Linked DNA regions of Homo sapiens: region 2 is linked to region 1. Evidence: read pairs that join two places in POLR2A ChIA-PET (ENCODE). Cell type or tissue: CD4-positive, alpha-beta T cell. All regions are shown on one strand. Links, peaks and the distances in the headings refer to the core of each region. The heading gives the core; the rest is flanking DNA.

Region 1 (5,386 bases), core at 305-5,304:
TAAATAAAACAGCTTTATCAGACAAAATAGGACTATACCATGAGATTATAACATAAAGTCAGAAGCATGAGTCCAGGCACCCAGATGACAAGCCATTGAGATAGCTGTTTAAATGGTTCCATTAATATTAACTTGCTATTTGTGCAATTGTTTTGTTGACTATTAGCTCTCACTAGCAGATAATCCAAGTGGGAACAAAGATTACAAAAAGTTTAGAGGGAGAAGAAAATCCTTAAAAATGAGAAAATGTCTACAAATGAGCCATCTTAATTTGTTTGTTTGTTTGAGACAGTCTTGCTCTGTCACCCAGGGTGGAATGCAGTGGCACCATCTTGGCTCACTGCAATCTCTGCCTCCCGGGTTCAAGAAATTCACCTGCCTCAGCCTCCTGCCACCACGTCCAGCTAATCTCATTTGGTTTCTGTTGGCAGGACTCCACGGTCCAGTTTGTGGGCGGCCAAGATTCACAAGATTCAGAGTTTGAGAATCAGTAGTACCAGAAACTGGTGACTGCCTTTGGCTGTCAATGGTTAGTTTTCCCGCACCAGCCCTCTCTTCCGCAATTACAAAGGCAATTTGCCACCCACTTCGACTCGTGGGGTCAGCATTTCATCTTGTAACTCTGTTAGTGACACATTTTGGATGACTCCCTGAATCAGAGGCCCTGGGGAATCAGTGCCACACAGGACAAACCAGGTGCCTGCTCTCATTGAGCTTGTACTCTAGTTGGGAAGGCAAACACCAAATGTATTTTTTAAAAGGTAATTATAATTTTTGAAAAGGTTTGGGAAAGAAATAAACAGGGTGAGTGAGAGAGAGAAACTGGCAGGAGGAAGTGATGACTAGATTATAGGGTCAGGGAAAGCCTCTCTTCAGAAGAGATATTTGTTTTGAGTCCTGAAAGGGTTCTTCATTAACTAATACTGAAGCAATTGATCAGCTAACTAGAAAAGAGAAACAAAACTATTTTAGGTCCTCATCTCACTCCACATACCCAAATAAATTTCACATGGATCCAAGAGTGAAAGGTAAAACCAGATAAAAAAATCAATGATCTGGAAAAAAGGATATATTTGATTTATGAGTGAAAAATAAAATTTGGAACTTAAGAGCAAATGGAAACTACAAATAAAGAATTGCACAGGTTTAACTATTCTAAAATAAAGATTTCTATTCACCAAAAACAACATAAATATAATTAAAAGTCAATGAGCATGGAAAATATCTACCACAACTATGAAATGATTAATGTACTTAATGTTTAAAATGTTTACGCAAACTGTCAAAAAACATTACACCTCATTAAAAATGGACAAATATGAAGAGATAATTCACAAAGAATGCAAAGTAGTTAACTAACATGAAAAAAAATTCTGTAACTTTTCTAATGTAATTAAAGATACGCCAAGTAAAAAACCAGAGTTTCCCTATCAACACTGTAGGTAAAAACACTTGATGATACCAAAAATATGGTTAAACTGGCATTCTCACACAATGATGGTGGATGTGAACATTTGTACAAACTTTCAGGGAGGCAGATTGGCAATAAACATTAAAAACCCTAAAAATAGTCATATCTCTTTGGCCCACTTTTATAAATCTATCCTAAGACAGCAATCAGAAATCCAGTCAATAATTTATACATAGGAATGTTCAGCACAGCATTACTTTTGGCACAAAATGGGAAGCAGCTTGAAAGTCCAATATCAGAAGTAAACTATGATGTATCAAGGATAAAATACTATGCATCTTTTAGAAAAAGCAGGTATAAAATCACTCTACATAGTGTGACTACATCCATATAAAGAGGCATAGGAGAAAGAGACTAAAGAAGTATTTGAAAATGTTAATGTTAGCTGTGGTAGCTCTGGGTGGTGACATTACAGGCAATTGTTCTCTATTTGCAGTAAAATATTTTTAGAATTATGTGCTACATTTATGAAAAAAAAAGAAATTTATAAAACAGGCATTCAAAACAGCCTTAGTAATTAGATAAAGCAGGGACTAAGCTGGAAAGAAAGTTGAGAAAGGGGAATATGTGCAAGATTGAAAAAATATCTCATGGACTGAGTCTCAGACCTGAGATTTTGGGGAATGGGGTATGGTAAGTGGATACTGAAAAATGCTCTTCAGTTATCATGAGGGAAGAAGGAAATATGTGTCTTTTCCCTCTTTCAAAGGAGCCTTTGATTTTATAGGCGAAGAAGCATAGTGGAAGTTATTAGTGAAACTAAGCCCACATTAAAAAAAATCTCTTAAAATATGCATCAAGAGAACTAAAATACCACCATGGATTTCCACTGGGGCATGAGGAGCAATCTGGTCTAATGACTAACATAAGATCTAAACATCTCTTAGGTCCCATTCTTTGAGGCAAGAACACAAGTTTTTCTGTTGATATTAATCTTCAGTGTGTATTTTAAAGTTTTATGATGTGTTCGTAACTACCATTGAATAGTGGTTTAGTTAGTGTTGGTCGGTGACCTGCTTTTGTTTACCTATTTCTGATGAACAGTGTATTGCACAAGCCACAGCCATGTCCTTGTACACACTGCGTGCAAGACTCTGCTGTGTGCAGTCAGCCCTGCATCGTTTCTAACCAGTTATACTGGCCTTACTTTCATCATCTTTGAGGCCAGAGCTACACATGTTGATGCCGAAGAGTGGAAGGAAGGAGAGCAGAGAGTAAAGGGGGTAGATTATGTAGATTATACAGACATGAGCGAGGGAGGGTCACAGATACTGAACAACCAGTGAGTTCCCCTATGTGGATTGCCAGAACATGAAATATCTGAGAAGAAAACAAAATTGTCTTACAAGGTAGTAGACGTCTGGGTAAGCTGTGATGCTTGCAGGATCGGTACTTACAGAAAGGAGGTGCAGAGACCACAGGAACACTCATGAAAAGGAGAAGCAGGAAATCAGGGTTGGTTGTTTGAATCTTCCTTCTCGCTGGCTTTCTAATGTCAGACTCCAGAAAGGAGGAGTGGAAGGGAAATGGCAGGCAGATGCAGTCCTGAGCTGGTGCCCCCTTGCCTTCGCAGTCGTGCCTAGTAAACAGCTCTCTGAACTTTGGTACATTTGTTCTGACTGATGTCACTATCAGCTGATTTCACTTTCGTTTCCTAACTTGCCAGTGGCCCATGACTTTTCAGAAATGAGGTATGTAAACAACTTTTTATTGTCCATTATGACATACTCTTTACCTACACTGTAGCCGGCAAACCAACTGATTTAAAGAGCCAGGTAAATGTCTTGATTATATCACACAATAATTCCAGAAAGGGAAGGAGCCAAAGAACTCTCGAAGCTCCCAGTGATTTAAACTGCAAGATAAACACAACCCGGAATTTTATTCAGAAGAAACCCATCAGGATCATCTGGTCCAAGCTCCCAGCCAGTGTGGCAGTCAGGACCCAGGTCACCTCCTACTCATTTCCTTGGGAAGCAGCTATGCCGTCTGTCCCCCAACCCCTTTTAGAGATCAATTTTGTAATGATGACTGGGCTTCTCTGGACACAAAACTTTGTGTCCTGAGCATTCTCACTGCAGTGTTTAGGCCCATGTTGGAGCAGCTGGAACATCTATTTTATTTCAAAATAAGAGCCGAACAAAGCTTTTATTTTTGTAAGCATTGGGGCTCCTGGCCAGAGTTTAAAAATTGCTTCCGTTGCTCACATGACCAACTGGAAATTTCAACTGTGGGTTAAACTTGGTTACATGAGACTGCTACCTAGTGCTATTGCTGAATCCTTCAGCGGTTCTCTTCTGCTTCCTTGCCCTTCCTCCAAAGGAGGAGTTATTTGAACTGCTACATTGCCCTCCCCCTGCCCCTAGTTCTTTTAAACGCAAACTCTAGAAAGAGGTGATGGGATCCAGGAGGAAGGAAGAACAGAGGCTTTGAGATCAGAGAGTTCTGCTACATACTAGCAAATTATTTAATCTCTTTGAGCATCAATTTCTTATCTGTAAAATGGAAACAGTACCTACTTTGCATGGTTGCTCTGGGGACTGGAGATAATATAAGTGCTTAGTACAATACTGGGACCATAGTAATGGTAGCTATTATTATGAAAAGTGGAATTTCTGTATATTTAGTCTAGCATCCATATTAATGCCTTTAAGACAGAAAATTAACTTTTAGATACTAATATACAGTAGTTACTCTGAAAACTCAATACTGGTGAGTGAAGTGATATAGAAGAGATAGAAACATATTTATATTTATGAAATTTATTCAAGGTTATCATGTACCTAGTTTTCAAAGAGTCAGTTTTTCAAAACTTACGAAAATCGGCAGTCCCACACTCTCCCTTTCTTCCTCTTCAGAGGCAAGCACTTTCACCTGTGCTCATTCTTTAGGCATTTACCTCAGTTCTCTAAATAACATGCTTGGATTGGTACTTCTTGATTTTTCAGTTTCAGGCATAATCTACTGACTCCCAACCATAAAAGGTGAAGATTTAGCTTTCTTCTTCCCCACTGCATGTTCCAGAAGTATGCTTCCTCTCTTCCTCCTCTATCCAAATTGGTTATAGTTTTGTTTAAATCAATATTCAGTGTTTACAATATTGGAATATGCACAGGTATACTTTATTTTATTGTGCATCTCTCTTTGTGGATCCTGCATCTTTTACAAATTGAGGATTTGTGGCATTTTTGCATCGAGCAAGTCTATTGGCACCATTTTTTCAATAGCCTTTGCTCACTTCATGTCTCTGTGTCACATTTTGGTAACTTTTGCAACATTTCAAGCTTTTTCATTATTATTATGTTGGTTATGGTGATCTTTGATGTTACTATTGTGATTGTTTTGGGGTGCCATGAACCGCACCCATATGACGGTGAACTTAATTGATAATTCAGTTCTGACCGCTCCACCAACTCTGTGTTGGTGTTCTGACCGTGTGTTCTGACCACTCCACCAACTGGACGTTCCTCCATTTCTCTCTCACGTTAGGTCTCCCTATTCCTGAGACACAATAATACTGAAATTAGGCCAATTAATGTCCCTACAATGGCCTGTAAGTGTTTAAGTGAAAGGAAGTGTCACATGTCTTTCATTTAAAATTGGAAACTAGAAATGATTAAGCTTAGTGAGGAAGGCATTGTGAAAGCAAAGATAAGCCAAATGTTAGGCCTTATGTTGTGAAGGCAAAGGTTCAGATGATTGTTAGCATTATTTAGCAACAAAGTATTTCTAAATTAAGGTATGTCCGTTAGGTTTTTTTAGACATAACAGTATCACACACTAAATAGGCTACCTTATAGTATAAACATGACTTTTATATGCACTGGGAAACCAGAAATTCGTGTGATTTGCTTTACTGTAATACTTGCTTTATTGCAGTGGTCAGGAACAGAACCTGCAACATATCTCCGAGGT
Region 2 (5,386 bases), core at 174-5,173, 480 kb after region 1:
GCAATGGGCAAGGCACTGTGTTCTACAGTAGGGTGGAGAGGAGCAGGTGCAGGGTGAGAACTCAGTGGTGTTTCCCTTCACAGCTACCCTTGTCTTTAAGGGTCCACCATTGCCTTTAAGTCTGTGTTGAAGTCTTTAAGTCTGTGTTAAAGTCTTTAAGTCTGTGTTAAATACTTAAAGTCTGCCTTTAAGTATCGAATCTTCATGTAGAAGCACCTAGGAGCTAACTGCAGTCAATTTAAATAATGGGATATTTTAAGGAAGAAATAATGAAAGTTTGGGGTAATAAGTCCAGGAAGTAGCTCAAGGCCAAAATTGGGGAGAAAGTCAAACAACTTTATTTTCTGCATAGAGGAATAACTTCAGGAAGTCAAATTTGCACCTACCAACCCCCTCCCCTAAGTCACCATAGCAGGAACAGGAACCAAAGACAAACTGTTATGTACACTGTACATCTACTAAAGCACCTCCTGGTAGAGGTGCTTGTGCAAATGCTCACTTTTCCCACCAGGATTATAAATTCCTTGAGAGCAGGAACAATGTTTGATCCATTTCTGTATCACCCATGCTGTTACAACACAGTGCTTTACCCACTGCAAGATTTAGTAAATGTTTATTCAACTGTAAGTAACACTTTTATGGTTTGGCTGCTAGGGTCCAGAAATTATTCAGTAATATGATCCACTAAGTAATTACAGCTGTATTTATTATGTGAATCTACTTTTTACATATAACTAAAGGCTATAAGGAATAAAATGTTAGGCTGGGTGTGGTGGCTCATGCCCATAATCCCAGCACTTTGGGAGGCCGAGGCAGGCAATCACGAGGTCAGGAGATCGAGGCCATCCTGGCTAACACAGTGAAACCCCGTCTCTAATAAAAATACAAAAACAAAATTAGCCGGGCGTGGTGGCGGGTACCTGTAGTCCCAGCTACTTGGGAGGCTGAGGTGGGAGAATGGCGTGAACCTGGGAGGTGGAGCTTGCAGTGAGCCCAGATTGCACCACTGCACTCCAGCCTGGGCAACAGAGCGAGACTCCATCTCAAAAAAAAAAAAAAAAGAACAAAATGTTAATTTAAAAATCCTAAAACATAAAGCCTATATATGAAAACACCCTAAGGACTTTGTCAGAGGTACAGTACAGACAAATTTCAGAAAGAGGTTAAAAGCTCCACAAAAGGACCTTGTGTGTCTCATTCACATATAGGTGCTATATCCCTTGTACCATGAACAAGACCTGATTTAGTGAACCCTAGGTGCAAACCTGAATTGAATAAATTCGAACTCTCTGGGTTTTCAAATTAAATCTAGTCTTTTATTGTTGAAGCCTTGATTAAACACTGTGCTCTCCTATGACCTTACCAAGAAAAAAAAAGGAGAATTAAAAGAATCTTAGCCTTGAACAAAAAGCTGTTTACATCTAGTGCCAATAAAATAAACAATTCAAATTAAATGGCTTTAGATGTTCTTTGATTTTCTCCAAAGTGTTCAAAATCTTTGAATTTTAGAAAACCAGAAGAGATGGTCAGAGAGACAGAAAGATTCGCTACAGGATGAGAAGGAAAGAAGAAACCCCAATTCGGTAGTGTATACTCTTTGGAATTAGAAAAAAAAGGGAAACAACTCCAGTCAACTCATTCATTTAATAAGGTGCCACCCATTCATTCCTCACTTTCCTCTCCTGGTCAAGTAAGTCACAATTCAAACCCCACCGACAATCTGTGATAAGAGTTCTGTATTCCTTTATGGCCAATAAGAGCTGAAACTAGAGATTCAGAGTTTCATAAATGATCTATTTTTAATTTTAATTCTTTAAGATCTGAATACTATATATGTAAAGATATGCTAGGGTGATTTGAATAACACGATAAAATAACAGCCACTAATTTAGAGTAAGGCAGAGAGAAGAATCCATTCTACGTTTAATTTTATAGTTAAAATAGCCTATAATGTTTAAAAAATAAAGGGTTCTATAAATCAATTATTATAAAAGAAAGCTTAACCACACCAATAGGCAACTACTTGCCTCACAGAAGCGAGGCCTGAATTGGCTGCTTCTGAAAATATCACACTAAAATGCCAAAGGTAACCAACTCATCAGTCCCCGTCCCCACAGCTAGTCCCAGCTGACCTTTCCTCCCTGAGTCTCTAATTTTATCTCAGCACTTCTGTGCCTTGCTATGTATGCAGCTGCACACAGGTCTTCAGGGATCAAGTCTGTCTTGCATGAGTGTCTTGTGTGTCACTCTTACTCCAAACTTGAAACTGCCTCGTCCTGTGCTTAAACCCAGACTAAACAATCCATTTCCTCTGGCAAGATGCAGACTACATCCAGTGTTTCAGTTTGGTACCTGGCTTTTCCTTGGACGTGCGCCAGCAGGAAACAAACAGGAAGTGACTATGCCAACCACAGAGAATGAAACACACGCCTGTCTGGAACGCTACAGTACAGGATGCTTTCAGATACTTAGGTCTGCGTTAGATGTTTTCACGGTGGTGCTTTGTGAGAAGTGTGTCTGAACCAGTCAGAGGTGGGCCCTGCTTTTTAACCTGGACTTATTAGCATAATAATGGTACTTCTAAAAGCCAGTAAAGCAGTCCCTTAAGTAGGCATTTTTTTACTATATAATATTCTGTATGTCTTGTTTTGACTTCTTCCGAAAGCATTAACTATCATCAGATTAAAAGTAAAGCAATCTCAAAAGCATATATGATTTATGAGCAGAGATATTATATAAATAAGTCATTTGACAGGGGAGAGGTCATCCCCATCAGCCAGGAAGCCTGTCTTAGGCACTGACATGTGGTTTCAGTGTTTGCAATTCTTATACAAGAGTGTTATCTAGCTCCGAATCAGTATCACTTGCCTCTCAGTGTACCATTCATCTGCGCTGACTCCAGGAGGTCCTTGTTGACCCGCTCCTAGACTAGGTTGTTACAAGAGAAAAAGGAGGGGATGGAAGGCCCAATTAAGGCTAAAGAAATTGATGATAATAAGCAGAGATAGTCTGGGATAAAAAAATAAAAAAATAAAAAAAACCTTTATTAGAGGAGCTTTCAACCTATAACATTAGCAAGATTCTCAAACATAACTTCTCATGAAGAAGGACTTTAAAAGGCAGTTCCCTATAATGACCATGGTTTAGGTGCTAAAGTCAGAACCAGATGGCTCCTGAAGCCTTGAGAAAGCATAACAAATGCCCTCCAGGTTAGTTTTCAAAGGCACAGATAGGTGCATATAGCAAACCTTCAACCCTTCACTTAATTCTCCTAATTGACTAATGTAGTCTATTACCTTTGTGAACAAAAGGTAAGGTCCCAATTAAGGCAATGGTGAGTTCACTGGATAAAGCAAGTCTTTTTTCAGGTATAATTTACATATAGCAAAAGTCACCCTTTTTAGCATACAGTTCTATGAGTTTTGACAACTGCATACAGTAGTGTAATAACCAATCAGGATATAAAACAGCTCTATCAACCCCTTAAAATTTCCTTGTGCCCCCAGCAGCCTACTCTTACCCCACCAATCTGTTATTTCCCGATAGTTCTATATTTTCCCAAATGGCACATAAATGGAATCATACAATACACAGCTTTTTTAGCCCAATTTCTTTCACTTGGCAAAATGCAGCTGAGGTTCATCCATGATGATGGGTGTATCAATAGTTTGCTTCTTTTTACTAAAGCAGTTTCTTTAAGCAAAACAGCTTAGTGATCAATGATTGATCAAATGAAATAAAAAATATGACCAGGATATACTAAACAGCAAAGTAAAACGCAGTATTGAACCATAGCTTTCCAGTGAGTTCAGAGCCATGTTCTAGTTCCTACATAAAACAACATGTGTACGTAAAATGCCTAAAACTGTGCTTGGCATGCAGTATGCACTGAATAAAGGTCATCCCGTATAGCTATGCTAGAGTGTGCCATTCAGACCACAATGTTATAACAGCAGTAATAATTTAAGACTCAATTAGTTGCATTAAATTACCTTTTTATAGTTTACCTGCCATGGATGTTCTTGACTCAGCTTCTTAAAACACAGTATTCCAAACAAAGAATAGGTCAAGGGAAAGGCTACCTTTTAGAAAAAAGTTTTAAAGCCCAGGTGATAACTGTGTGTGGAGCCTCAGTGAACTGAGTTTTGAGTAGAGTTCTTGATGCCAACTAATTACCATGATCACGGCCAAGGAATCTAGAGTCTCTTTAGATTTCAGTTTCCTCCAACAGCACCTGTCTTCTTTTCCACAAATGGAGAAAGCATCAGTCAGGATATGACTGCCTACAGTGTCATAATATCAAATATCTGAGAAACAACTAACATCTTCAGAACCAACACTCTTTACTGTTGAGGTATATGGATGACACCTCTAAGACTAGACCTAAGAGGAGATGAGTAATACTAGCATACTCTTAGTAGAAAGATCTTAAAGCAATTTGAGATTTCAGCATAGACCAATATTCTAATTAGTTATTTAACTGGGGTCATGATTCTTCCCACCCTAGTTTTCAAACAATAAGAAAGTATTTTTCTGATAGGACAGTATGCTGTCATTGATGCTATCCGTTACCACACTCCGCCCCAGTAGGTAAAACTTTTTTAGCTTGTCAAGCAGTTTAGAGACAAAATAGGGAAAAATTACTCCAGTCCCTTGAAAGAGCCCATTTTATATGGGAGAAGTTTACATAAACATCTCTAGAAAGCACGGCTTGGAACCAGATGAATCTGCAGCCACAAGTGTTTTTACTTTTATAATAAATGCAAAGAAATTTAGCAACTTTTGTGCTTACAGGAAATATAAAACCCTGGTTATGCCCATTTCTAGATTCAATTCTTAACAGTAGTGAAAGCTAACGTCTTCATTTTTACGTTTTTATTTTTCTAAAATGGGGTCTCACTATGTTGTCCAGGCTGATCTCAAGCCTAGGCACAAGCAATCCTCCTGCCTCCGCTTCCCTAGTAGTTGAGACTACAGGTGCGTGACCCCACACCCAGCTCAATATTTTTATAGTGAGGTAACCACATAATTTATCATCCAGACTGGGGCACTTTTGAAAGTAAAAGGAGATGCTATTAATAATTACATTCGGACAACAGGCATTAACCACAAAATGGGCATGTATGATCATGTAACTTGATAGTAAGCATAAATTGGCAATTAAGATGGTAACTTATATTTTGTACCACCATAAACACATACACATGAACTGGCAAAGCAGTCCTTCCTATAAAAGAAAACCTTTATTTCCCCCCTAAACAGTAGGGGAGATTCACTTAATTTTTTGAGTCTTGAAAAGTTAGCATCTAAATCCAATGAAATGCTTTCTTTTAGGTTGGTAAGTTACCAAGAAGCACACAAACCCTGTAACTTGAGCTGTGGAAAG

What was found. ChIA-PET counts read pairs that join two places held together with the same protein. Peaks named below come from ENCODE experiments on the same cell type or tissue, not always from the same donor. Only the 100,000 strongest peaks of a DNase experiment are listed, where the experiment ranks them.
Region 2: POLR2A ChIA-PET joins it to region 1 with 10 read pairs; 2 of 35 experiments call an interaction of 5 or more read pairs at or near these places.

The regions. Positions count from the first base shown.
Region 1 is chr7:135,145,753-135,151,138 of GRCh38, reverse strand. TMEM140 (transmembrane protein 140) reads right to left here and starts at 3,067. Exons shown (of 2, transcript NM_018295.5): 1 at 2,869-3,067. It also overlaps a transcript of CYREN not described here. RefSeq lists an enhancer at 2,789-3,288. In CD4-positive, alpha-beta T cell, for the core only: no CTCF peak of the experiment used is centred there; DNase peaks (open chromatin) are centred at 2,988 and 3,688; H3K4me3 peaks cover 2,916 bases; H3K27ac peaks cover 3,502 bases.
Region 2 is chr7:134,667,039-134,672,424 of GRCh38, reverse strand. The region is part of intron 2 of BPGM (bisphosphoglycerate mutase); the gene reads right to left. All of the region lies in intron 1 of LOC124901750 (a long non-coding RNA gene), which reads left to right. Among named protein-coding and RNA genes, the nearest start is that of BPGM, 23 kb to the right of the region's middle. In CD4-positive, alpha-beta T cell, for the core only: no CTCF peak of the experiment used is centred there; DNase peaks (open chromatin) are centred at 2,384 and 2,834; H3K4me3 peaks cover 1,007 bases; H3K27ac peaks cover 1,723 bases.